3 separate regions of the Homo sapiens genome follow, and all the other regions are linked to region 3. A link is an interaction called in ENCODE POLR2A ChIA-PET data of the cell type or tissue named here. Cell type or tissue: K562. All regions are shown on one strand. Region 1 holds the start of SNORD99 (small nucleolar RNA, C/D box 99). Region 2 overlaps PHACTR4 (phosphatase and actin regulator 4). Region 3 overlaps PHACTR4 (phosphatase and actin regulator 4).

Region 1 (4,000 bases), 160 kb before region 3:
GTGAAGCTGGCCTAAATGTTGTAATCTGGTATATGGCATGTGGGCTAGTTTCAGACAGGTTTCAGAGATGGTTGGATCTCTGAAATTGTAAAATGAAGTATAATCTTAGGCTAAGGGAAGGATGCGTGTGAAGCTCTGGAGGTTGGTATAGTAATAGCTGACCTATTACTGCATTTGGGAGGGATCTGTCATAGCTTCCTTGCCTCTTAATTAAGGGTGGTGTTTTTTTCTTTTAGATTCATGTTACATGTAAAGCTGTCCTCATTTGTGACTATGGACCTATGGAGTTGGGTAAGTTAGTGACTACCCAAAGCTTTGTCACAACTTGGTGTGTAGCTGCAGGTAGTGCTCAACTATCTGGGATCCTGTCCTAAGTAGTCAACCTAATAGAACTATAAGGTTACTTAGGTCTGTGTCAAAGTTACAGCTTTTTTTTTTTTTTTTTTTGAGACAGGGTCTTTCTGTCACCCAGGCTGGAGTGCAGTGGCACAATCTTGGCTAATTGCCTCCCAGGTTCAAGTGATTCTCCTGCCTCAGCCTCCTGAGTAGCTGGGACTATAAGCACGCACCACTATGTCTGGCTAATTTTTGTATTTTTAGTAGAGACAGGGTTTCACCACGTTGCCCAGGGCAGTCTTGAACTCCTGACCCCAAGTGATCTGCCTGCCTTGGCCTACCAAAGTGCTAGGATTACAGGCATGAACCACTGTGCCGGGCCAGAAAGTCTTAGCATCTTAGTAACATTTACATTTGGCCTCCCTCGTGTGCCCTTAGCTATTCATTACCAGAGGGCAAAGATGGTTAGAACATGATTTACCCACCCTAAAATGCATTGAAGGCATCAGAGGGCACCGTGGGCCACAAGGCCTGGTAGCCACAAATGTTCAGTGGTGGCTGGAGCTCATGATGCATTCTTTGGTGGGACGTCTCTCAGCATTAGGGAGAGTTGAGAGTGGGGTAGAAACAAGGGGTTCCATGTAGCACACACTGTATTTAGAATGACTGGTCCAGGATGAAACCTAATTTGAGTGGACATCCATGGATGAGAAATGCGGATATGGGACTGAGACCAGCTCCTAGGAAAATGTCTGGGTGGGGGAAATCTGGGAATTAGTAACACAATGGCTTACACTTCCTTTGCAGGACAATCTCTATGGGAAGCAGAAGGCAAGGACCCCGGTCATTTTAGGTAGAAACAACAGCATGCTAATGCAAAAAATTATGCAGTGTGCTACTGAACTTCAGAGGTGATCAATAAAAGAAGAATAAAAAGACTAATAAAAGTATATTTGTGTTTGTATTTTTTTGTAGAGACCGAACTGGTCTCTTCCCGAGCTCAAGCAATCCATCTCCCAAAGTGAGCCACCATGCCCAGCCCTTAAAGAGATCTTTGGAGATTTTTTATGATGTAGGATGAATGCTTTGCCTCAAGCAGTAAGTCCCAACACATGACAAGGTTGGACAGTTTCCCCATTTACTTGGGAAACACGGAAGTGAGCAGTATAAAGTTCACACGGAGGGTCTGCTTTGGCTTTGAGCTATCTTCCTTAATCCTTTCTGAGCTGCCTTCTCCCGTGTCAAAATATTGATCCTAAAGTGATCCAGGCCTTGTATATGCAGATGCTGCAACTCATGAAAATAGATGAAACCCATTATTAGAGCAAGTACTAATTCTTAGGCCAACTGGCCTGTTCCATCACACCCCACCACATTCTACCTTCTGGGGCGTGCTCCTACCACACCTGCTAGAGTGCCTTTTCTACCTAGCTGCCAGACTTGCACCAAGTTAGGACTCAAATATGGCAGGTCCTACAAATACTCCAGAGAACCCTGATTTACATACCTACCTGTCAACTGAGAAACCTTGAACTCAGGCTTTAGTGTGTGAATTATCCCAAGCTGCTCATCCCAGTTTTGGATAATCCCAAACTGTCCTATGTGGATAACTACCTGGACAAAGGATTCCTGTGAAGGAAACCAATTTGAACCTTGTTTAAAAGTTGTTCCCTTGGTCTTCAAACTCAAATGGTCAAATGAATGCAGCAGTGTTGTAGAAACATTCATGATCTCCAAAAACAGTCATTATTAAAATCTTACAAATCATATTTCCAAAAAGGTTTCACAATTTTTAAAAAGGAGTCTCTCATCTCCCTCACATCATGCAACCTGGCTTGTCCTTTGGCCTGGCTACATCATGGCAGGGATCTCTGAAGACACTGTGTCCAGGGGCTGCCAGTGACAGTCCATCAGAGCGTCATACAGCTCCTCACTCTGTTCCATGAACTCCTTGTTGGCCTCAGTCACATCCAGCTGTGGCATGGGGTCTGGAAAGCAAGCAAGGATGGGGTCAGGGAAGTCTAGGGACAGCTGCAAGGGACCTGGTTCAGTTCCCTTCTCCCAGAACTCTGTTCTATGGTAAGGTCCCTATCCTGCCAGTTTCTTTCAGGAAGTGAAAGCACTGCCTTGCAGGGTTCTGGGGAAGATGAAAATAGAATAATGTATCTAGAGAATGGGAAAATGGCAGCTGTTAGCCTGCATCTATTAAAAGCTACACCTGTGTCTCTAGCCATCATGTATCCTAGATTTTCTGGTCTGGTCCTCACTTCAAATTTGGGTTTAGAAGGTCTGATCAAAGTTATTAAGTCCAGAGCATCATCTCAAGAACTGACAATAAGTGCATAGTGGAAGAACTTCAGTCAAATATAGGAGCTGAAAGGCCAAGTCCTGTATGTATGTATGTGTGTGTGTATGTACTTTAGAGAAAGGGTCTTGCTCTGTCACACAGGCTAGAGTACAGTGGCACACTTACAGCTCACAGCAGCCTTGAACTCTTAGGTTAAAGTGATCCTCCCGCCTTAGCCTCCCAAAGTACTGAGATTACAGGCATGAGTCCCTGTCCCTGGTGGTAAAATACTATTAAAAATTTTTTCTGCACAGTGGCTCATGCCCATAATCCCAGCACTTCAGCAGGTCGAGGCGGGCAGATCACCAGAAGTCGGGAGTTCAAGACCAGCCTGACCAACATGGAGAAATCCCATCTCTACTAAAAATACAAAATGAGCCGGGCATGGTGGCACATGCCTATAATCCCAACTACTCGGGAGGCTGAGGCAGGAGAATTGCTTGAACCCAGGAGGTGGAGGTTGCGGTGAGCCGAGATGGCACCACTGCATTCCAGCCTGGGCAACAAGAGCAAAACCCCGTCTCGGCCGGGCGCGGTGGCTCACGCCTGTAATCCCAGCACTTTGGGAGGCCAAGGCAGGCAGATCACAAGGTCAAGAGATCGAGACCATCCTGGCCAACATGGTGAAACCCCGTCTCCACTAAAAATAGAAAAATTAGCTGGGCGTGGTGGCAGGCACCTGTAGTCCCAGCTACTCGGGAGGCTGAGGCAGGAGAATCGCTTGAACCCGGGAGGCGGAGGTTGCAGTGAGCCGAGATCACGCCATTGCACTCCAGCCTGGGCAACAGAGCAAGATGCCATCTCAAAAAAAAAAAAAAAATTAGCTGGGCATGGTGACCTGTGTCTGTAGTGCCAGCTACTAGGGAGGCTGAGGCAGGAGGATCACTTGAGCCTAGGAGGTCGAGGCTGCAGTGAGGCATGTTCACATCACTGATCTCAAGTCTGGGCAACAAAGTGAGACTCTGTCTCAAAAAAAAAAAAAAACTGGGCACTGTGGCTCATGCCTGTAAACCCAGCACTTTGGGAGGCCGAGGTGGGCAGATCACAAGGTCAAGGGATTGAGACCATCCTGGGCAACATGGTGAAACCCTGTCTCTACTCAAATACAAAAAATTAGCCGGGTATGGCAGTGCACGCCTGTAGTCCCAGCTACTCGGGAGGCTGAGGCAGGAGAATCACCTGAACCCGGGAGGCAGAGGTTGCAGTGAACAGAGATGGCACCACTGCACTCCAGCCTGGCGACAGAGCAAAGACTCTATCTCAAAAAAAAAAAAAAAAAAAAAAGCCAGGCGCAGTGGCTCAAGCCTGTAATCCCAG
Region 2 (4,000 bases), 83 kb before region 3:
TCACTGCAACCTCCACCTCCTGGGTTCAAGCGATTCTCATGCCTCAACCAGGCGCCACCACACCTGGCTAATTTTTGTATTTTTAGTAGAGATGGGGTTTCACCATGTTGGCCAGGCTGGTCTTGAACTCCTGACCTCAGGTGATCCACCCACCTCGGCCTCCCAAAGTGCTGGGATTACAGGCGTGAGCCACCGCGCCTGGCCTCATCTAACCAATTTGGATTCTGGTTGGAGTTCAGGAAAAACTAAGTTCCCATTACTTCCAGATTATTTTAAAATAAAAAATCATGATGACTTGTGAGGAAAAGGAAGAACATGTCAGATCCTGAGCTTCCTCTCAGGCTTGAGTGCCTCAAGAGGACTGTATTGCTGTGTTACGAGAGGTACAGTGCAATGCTTTCATCTGATATGCCAGTGTGGTAAGAAGGCTTTCCCTGGAGGTAGAGACTCTTTTATCAGAAGGTTGGGGGTCTCCAGAAGGTTTTCCCCACCAGGAATTGGATTTGATGGCTGGAATTTAGAGCCTACACATTTGGGTCTCACAATCAGGGCAGGGCAGGTAAGGCTAATGGTGCAAACTGTGTCTCTGCACAGGCAGTCATCTAGGGGAAGGGGTGTGGTGCAGCCAGTAAAACCTGGAACCTGCAAGTGGTTCAGAACTTTGGTGGCCAGTAAGGGAAAAACTCCTCAAGCATGCTACAATATTGAAAGGTTCAAAAGCACTGACAAAGTGTTGTTTTGCCCCCGGTGCAGCACATAAGACTCTGTTCCAGTGAAATGCTACATTCAAAGTGCTGTCCACCTCAGAAGATCCCAGAGGATGCAATTCTGGCTGTGCTGGGAAGTGCTAAAGTTCCCTCCATATGTCACTTTGGAGAAGGAAGCAGCAAAGCAGCCATGTTGATTCCTCTCTCAACCTTTGGCATCATGGACGATGGTAGCTAAAAGAGATTAAAAAAGAGACAAGTTACCACATGATGTACATTGCTTTGCTATTAATGTATCAGTAGTAATGAAATGTTATACCTAATTAACACTGCCTTTCCTCTGCTCTAATTCGACCTGACCTTTCTGTTGCATCTGATACTCCTCATCTGCTTCCTTCTTAAAACTCTTCTCGGCTGGGCGCAATGGTTCACACCTGTAATCCCAGCACTTTGGGAGGCCGAGGCGGGCGGATCAAGAGGTCAGGAGATTGAGACCATCCTGGCTAACACGGTGAAACCCTGTCTCTACTAAAAATACAAAAAATTAGCTGGGCGTGGTGGCGCGCACCTGTAGTCCCAGCTACTCGCGAGGCTGAGGCAGGAGAATGGCGTGAACCTGGGAGGTGGAGTTTGCAGTGAGCCGAGATCGCGCCACTGCACTCCAGCCTGGGTGACACAGCGAGACTCCGTCTCAAAAAAAAAAAAAAAAAAAAAAAAGAACTCTTCTCTTGGCTTCTGTAACACTATCTTTTCCATAATTTTCTCTCTTCTTCAATTGATCTTTCTCAGTATGCTGTCCTGGTTCATTTTCCTCTGTCTACCCTTTAAATAAAAAACAACTTTCCTTGGCCAGTCACGGTGGCTCATGCCTGTAATCAATCCCAACACTTTGGGAGGCCAAGGTGAGAAGATCATTTGAGACCAGGAGTTTGAGAGCAGCCTGGGCAACATACGGAGACCCTGTCTCTACAAATGATCAAAAAGTTAGCCAGGTGTGGTGGCCTGTGCCTGTAGTCACAGCTACTGAGGAGGCTGAGGTGGGAGGATGGCTTGAACATGAGAGGTTGAGGCTGCAGTGAGCCACGATCATGCCACTGCACTCCAGCCTGGGTGACAGAGTGAGACCTTGTCTCAAAAAATAAAAAAAAAAAAAATAAATAAATAAAAATAAAATCCCCCCTAAAGGTCCACTATCTTCTTTCATTTGTATCTTGAGACTTTGCTTTCTTTCTGGATTCTAGGCTGCATATCTAATGGTCTTCTAGGTATCTCCATGTGTCATAGGCTCCTCAAACTAAACACATGCAATTTATTTTCTAGCTTGTTCATTGTCTGCCTTCTTCTTTTAGAATAAAAGCTTGGCCAGGCATAGTGGCTCACACTTGTAATCCCAACACTTCGGGAGGCCAAGATGGGAGGATCACTTGAGGCCAGGAATTCAAGACCAGCCTGGGAAACATAGTGAGACCCCATCTCTATTAAAAAAAGAAAAAAAAAGAATAAAGCCTCATTGAGGACAGAGACTTTATCTTATTTCCTGCTGTAGCCCAAGGACCTAGCACTATACCTATCGTGGTAGGTGCTCAGTATTTGTTGAATAAACTAAACTGTTCAGCTAAACTTATCACCTTCAAAGACCTCAAAAAATACAAGTTAAAAATATCAGAGTCATTTTGACTACTCCTTTATTTCATCTCTGGAATCCAACAAATTGCCACATCTTGTTGATTCTATGCTTGAAATGTCTTACAAATCTATCACCTTTGCATTCTCACTATCTCTGGTGTGAGCTACCACTATGCTCACTAAGATTATTTCAGATACTTCCTGTTTTCCTTGCTGCTAGTCTCTTCATCCTTCCATATCATCTTTGTTGTTTGCATCAGAGCTTGTTCTGAAATACACAGAATTTCCTGCTTATGAACTGCCAATGGTTCCAACATCCTAGCATAACAGTCAAAGCATTGCGAGGGACTGCAACCCATTTTCTAGTTTATTTTCACCACACTGCCCCAAACATCCTCTGATCCAGCTACATTTTCTGTTACCCAGAAACACCATGTGTTTTCCTCTCTCCCATCGTCTTGCTTAAGCTGGTCCTTCTTTTTCTTTTTTTGAGAGACAGTCTTGCTCTGTTGCCCAGGTTGGAGCGCAGTTGCGCGATCTCGGCTCACTGCAACCTCTGCTTCCGGGGTTCAAGTGATTCTCCTGCTTCAGCCTCCCAAGTATCTGGGACTACAGGCATGCCACCATGCCCGGCTAATTTTTGTATTTTTAGTAGAGACAGGGTTTCACCATGTTGACCAGGCTGGTCTCCAACTGGCCTCAAGTGATCCACCTGCCTCAGCCTCCCAAAGTGCTGGGATTACAGGTGTGAGCCACTGCGCCTGGCTGCACCTTGCTTATTTTTTTTTTAAGTTTATTTTTTGTAGAGATGGGGCTCACCGTGTTTCCCAGGCTGGTCTCAAAGTGATCCTCCCACCTCGGCCTCCCAAAGTGCTAGGATTACAGGTGTGTACCACTGCACCAGGCCCCTGCCTAAATCAAAAAATAGATTTTTTTTTTTTTTGTAGGGATGGAGTCTTACTATGTTGCTCAGGCTGGTGTCAAACTCCTGTGCTCAAGCGATCCTCCCGCCTCAGCCACTCAAAGTGTCGAGATTACAGGCATGAACCACTGCACTCAGCCTCATTTGCCTCTTTTTGTAAATGTTCTAAGAATCATGTAAAGATACTTTCACTGATTCCATTTGTGGCTAGCTGATTCTTTGGATATGGGTGGGTCCTTAATCACAACCGTAATTCCAAATCAAAACACTTGATTTGTTGGCTTGTTGGCTTTGTTGGATTTCTTGGCTTGTTTCATGAAGACAGCTAATTAAAATGTTGTTTATACATTAAGTTGGTAAGATCAACTGTGCTAGACAGAACTGAACCAGAGAGGGCAAGATCTTGTCTAACTTAGCACAGTCTCCTCATTTATAACCTGAGAGAGTAAGGTACAAGGAAGAGAGCACCTCACATCCTTGAAGTCATTGATTTCTTTCTCCGAATCCTGGTTCTGCAATTTACTAGCAAGTCAACCAAGTTACTTAACCATTGTGAGCCTCCATTTCCTCAGTGATAAAATGGGGATGTTAACACATCTTGCATGTTTATTACAAGGATTAAATAATATACATGAAATGCCATAATCAGAATACACATTTACTTATTTTTTTTTTTTTTTTGAGATGGAGTTTTGCTCTTGTCACCCAGGCTGGAGTGCAATGGCATGATCTCAGCTCACTACAA
Region 3 (4,000 bases):
AGCAAGGTAAAAGCTGTTTGATTCCTCTATCACTTTCCCTACTCCATGATCTTCAATGTCTGTCCTACACTAACTCTGGCGGAATTTTGGAATCTGTTTTCCAAGAAAGTGTAAAGCAAATGGTCTCTGGAAAGGGGTCGCAAAAGGCAACTGATGGTAGGGATATGGTACAAAAAATGGAAGGGGTTGGGTGCAATGGCTCATGCCTGTAATCTCAACTTTTGGGGAGGCCGAGGTGGGAGAATCACTTGAGCCCAGGAGTTCAAGACCAGCCTGGGCAACATAGGGAGACTGCATCTTTACAAAAAGTAAAAAAATTAGTCAGGCATGGTGGTATGTGCCTATAGTCCCAGCTACTTGGGAGGCAGAGGTGGGAGAATTGTTTGAGCTCAGGAGGTCGAGGCTGCGGTGCTTTTTTTTTTTTTTTTTTTTTTGAGACAGAGGAAGACTGACCCCAAAAAATAAAAATAAAAAAATAAAATGAAAAAGAAAATAAGGCCAGCTGCAGAGGCTCATGCCTGTAATCTCAGCACTTTGGTAGGCCGAGGCAGGCGGATCACCTGAGGTCAGGAGTTCGAGACCAGCCTAGCCAACATGGTGAAACCCTAAAACTACAAAAATTAGCCAGGCAGTGATGGGTGCTTGTAATCCCAGTTACTCGGGAGGCTGAGGCCAGGAGAATCATTTGAACCCAGGAGGCAGAGGTTGCAGTAAGCTGAGATGGCGCCACTGCACTCTAGCCTGGGTGACAGAGCAAGACTCCATCTCAAAAGATAAAAATAAAGTAAAATAAAATACAAATACAAGTAAAATTAAAAATGGAAGAGAATTAAGTGAAAATATGCATAATTAATGCTGAATGCAGCAGTCTCTTCAGTCAGTTTTCTTCACCCCTTACCATCCAAACACAGTGGGAAGACTGTGCCCCTTAGACCCTGATACTGATATGAGAATGTTCATCAACAATAAGGCCAAGAAGCTCACCCAAAGGCAACCTGCCTATACATTTAAAGCTTCTAACTGGCTATTTAGTCCCTCACTTTTAACCATCAGCAGACAGTTAATTATTACTAGACATCAGAGAAAAACTCTAACATAAAAGAAACCAAATCAATATTTAAAAACAATGTTAGGAAAAAAAGAGACTATGCAGGGCAAGGAAAATCTGTTGAAAGAATGAAAGGATAGTATAAAAAGAAACATGCAGAGACTTCAAAAAGACCTCCTGGAGATTAAACTCTAATAGTAGAAAAGAAAAATTTAATAAAAGTAGAAGATAAAGTTGAATAAATCTTGCAGGAAACATATCTAAAGGAAAAAGAAATGAATTAGATAATTATTCCAGGAGGTTCAACATCAAAAAGCTACTGGCAACCAAGACAGAGGAAGACATGAGGGTTTAGGAAACAAAGGAGCTAACACAGGAAAGAAGCAAAGCTGTCAGGAAAATGGAGACTGGATAACCCAGGATGACAGTTGCGTACCACCTCTACAGACTGCAAGGCCACCTGTACACAGACTGGAGCAATGTGACTCAAGAGATATATTGAAAGCTGTCATCACCAATATCTCTGCTGCTATTTATCCTTTTTAAAGCTAAGAACACAGTACCCAGGTGAGCCTGGCCCTCAGCCTGTCTTGACTAAATGCTTATGGATTTCTTCTTTGAACATACTTGATTGCCTAATGAGTTCCAGACTCATTTCGCTCCACAAAAGTTTCTTTAACCCAGCGGTCCCCAACCTTTTTGGCACCAGGGACCAGGTTCATGGAAGACAATTTTTCTACAGACGGGGGTGTTGGGGTGGTTTGGGATGAAACTGTTCCACCTAATCACTGATCTGACAGGAGGTGGAGCTCAGACTGTAATGCTCACTGGCCCACTGCTCACCTCCTGTGGCCCGGGGGTAGTGGTGCAGGGTACTCCTGCTTAGGAGAAACCACAGAGCTAATCACTCCCTCTGACCATATTTCTGTCAAATGTCCAAGACCTAGTCCACACTGAAACCCTGCCCAATACAATCTCCAGGATTAAATCTTAACTTTACTCATGACTTCCATAGAAGGGCCTCTAGGAACCTCAGGAAAATGAAGCAAGTATAATCTGCTGATCTCTGGGGATCCCTGAGATCCTTTCAGAAGTCCAAGAGGTAAAACTAAATACATAAGAATACAAAAAAATTATTTGCCTTTTCCACTGTGTTGACACTTGCACTGATGGTACAAAAGCAATGGTGAGCAAAACTGTTAGCACCTTAACACAAATCAAGGCAACAGCACCAAACTGTAGCAGAAATCATTGTATTCTTCACAACTACACAGTTACAGTGAAAAATAAATTCAACTTTAAGAATGTCCTTGATAAAGCAATAAAAAATATTAGTTTTAATAAATATCAACCCTTTAGTACATATATTTTTATTACTGTTTATGATGAAACAGAAATATGTATAAAGCACATTTGTATACTAAGTATGATGGTTATCTCCAGGAAAGGCATTTGTGTGACTGAGTTGCAAACTGAACTAGACAGTTTTCTTCATGGAATACTATTTTTACTTGAAAGACTGAACAACAAGCTATGTTATTCAAGCTTAGATAGCTGACAGGCATTTTCTCAAAAGTAAGCCTGTCACTAATAAAGAAAATTAACAGTATTTGTTGCTAGTGATAGAATTCAAGCTTTCAAGTGAAATTCCTATTTTGGAAAATTTACATCCAGAATGAGCTTGACAGCTTCCCAACATTTAACATTTTTTTCAACGAGACCAATAGTGATATTAACGAACATGATATTTAAATATTATATAATGAAATGTGTAAGCATCTGTCCAGGTAGAAAAGGTCCTAGAGACCTTAGGTCTATCCTTCTGGTACTTTATTCGTAAAAATCCCTCACTACTTTTATTTCCAGAATACCACAAATAATTCTTTCTTTCTTTCTCTTTCTTTCTTTCTTTTGTTCATTCGTTCTTTCTTTCTTTTGTTCATTCGTTCTTTCTTTCTTTCTTTTGGGTGGTTTCTGTTTTCTTTTTTTCCTTTTTTATGTCATTTTTTACTTCAATAGGTTTTGGGGAATGGGTAGTATTTGGTTACATGAATACGTTCTTTAGTGGTGATTTCTAAGATTCTGGTGCAACCATCATCCAAGCCGTGTACACTGTACCCAATGTGTAGTCTTTTATCTCTTTTTCAATATTTCTACTTAATTATTAGCTAACTTGATTATAACAAAATTCTCACTCCACCAAAAGAAACAAACTCATTTTACATCCTCAATTCTTTTCTTTGTCAAATGACACTGAGTACACCAAATTCTTATCATATGTATATGTGTGTATATGTATAGTAAACAACTAAGAAAAAAATCATTATAACATTTAGAAGGAAAAATGGAGACAGAGGAGAATGGTAGTTAAATATGAGTCATTTCTGTTTTCCTATAAACTCCATATTATGATTGAATGAATGTTAATTTACAAATTCCAAGATTTAAATAAGTGTTTAGAAAAAAATAATCTCAGGCCGGGCTCACACCTGTAATCCAAACACTTTCGGAGGCCGAGGCAGGTGGATCATCTGAGGTCAGGAGTTCAAGACCAGCCTGGCCAATATGGCGAAATCCCGTCTCTATTAAAAATACAAAAATTAGTTGGGTGTGGTGGCAGGTGCCTGTAGTCCCAGCTACTTGGGAGGCTGAGGCAGGAGAATTGCTTGAACCCAGGAGGCGGAGGTTGCAGTGAGCCGAGATCACACCATTGTACTCCAGCCTGGGTGACAGAGCAAGACTCCACCTCAAAAAAACCCCCAAAAAACAAAAACAAACCAAAAAAATAAAAATAAAAAATAATCTCAGCCGGGCATGGTGGCTCACGCCTGCAATTCCCGCCACTTTGGGAGGCCACGGCGGGTGGATCACCTGAGGTCAGGAGTTCAAGACCAGCCTGGCCAACATGGTGAAACCTCATCTCTACTAAAAATACAAAAATTAGCTGGGCAT

The links. Peaks named below come from ENCODE experiments on the same cell type or tissue, not always from the same donor. Only the 100,000 strongest peaks of a DNase experiment are listed, where the experiment ranks them.
Region 1: POLR2A ChIA-PET joins it to region 3 with 6 read pairs; 11 of 35 experiments call an interaction of 5 or more read pairs at or near these places.
Region 2: POLR2A ChIA-PET joins it to region 3 with 5 read pairs; 20 of 35 experiments call an interaction of 5 or more read pairs at or near these places.

What each region holds. Positions count from the first base shown.
Region 1 is chr1:28,575,824-28,579,823 of GRCh38, reverse strand. TRNAU1AP (tRNA selenocysteine 1 associated protein 1) reads right to left here. Exons shown (of 9, transcript NM_017846.5): 9 at 1,279-2,324. The coding sequence ends at 2,188. It overlaps SNHG12 (small nucleolar RNA host gene 12), which reads left to right. Exons shown (of 6, transcript NR_146382.1): 5 at 237-291; 6 at 1,144-1,286. SNORD99 (small nucleolar RNA, C/D box 99) reads left to right here and starts at 1,002; the gene lies at 1,002-1,081. It overlaps SNORA61 (small nucleolar RNA, H/ACA box 61), which reads left to right; the gene lies at 1-60. In K562, no CTCF peak of the experiment used is centred here; DNase peaks (open chromatin) are centred at 1,823 and 2,283; H3K4me3 peaks cover 1,004 bases.
Region 2 is chr1:28,493,475-28,497,474 of GRCh38, reverse strand. It overlaps PHACTR4 (phosphatase and actin regulator 4), which reads right to left. Exons shown (of 14, transcript NM_001048183.3): 14 at 1-941. The coding sequence ends at 926. Among named protein-coding and RNA genes, the nearest start is that of SNHG3, 10 kb to the left of the region's middle. In K562, no CTCF peak of the experiment used is centred here; no DNase peak of the experiment used is centred here.
Region 3 is chr1:28,410,862-28,414,861 of GRCh38, reverse strand. All of the region lies in intron 2 of PHACTR4 (phosphatase and actin regulator 4), which reads right to left. Among named protein-coding and RNA genes, the nearest start is that of PHACTR4, 43 kb to the right of the region's middle. In K562, a CTCF peak has its summit at 1,896 (motif pointing right); a DNase peak (open chromatin) is centred at 1,911.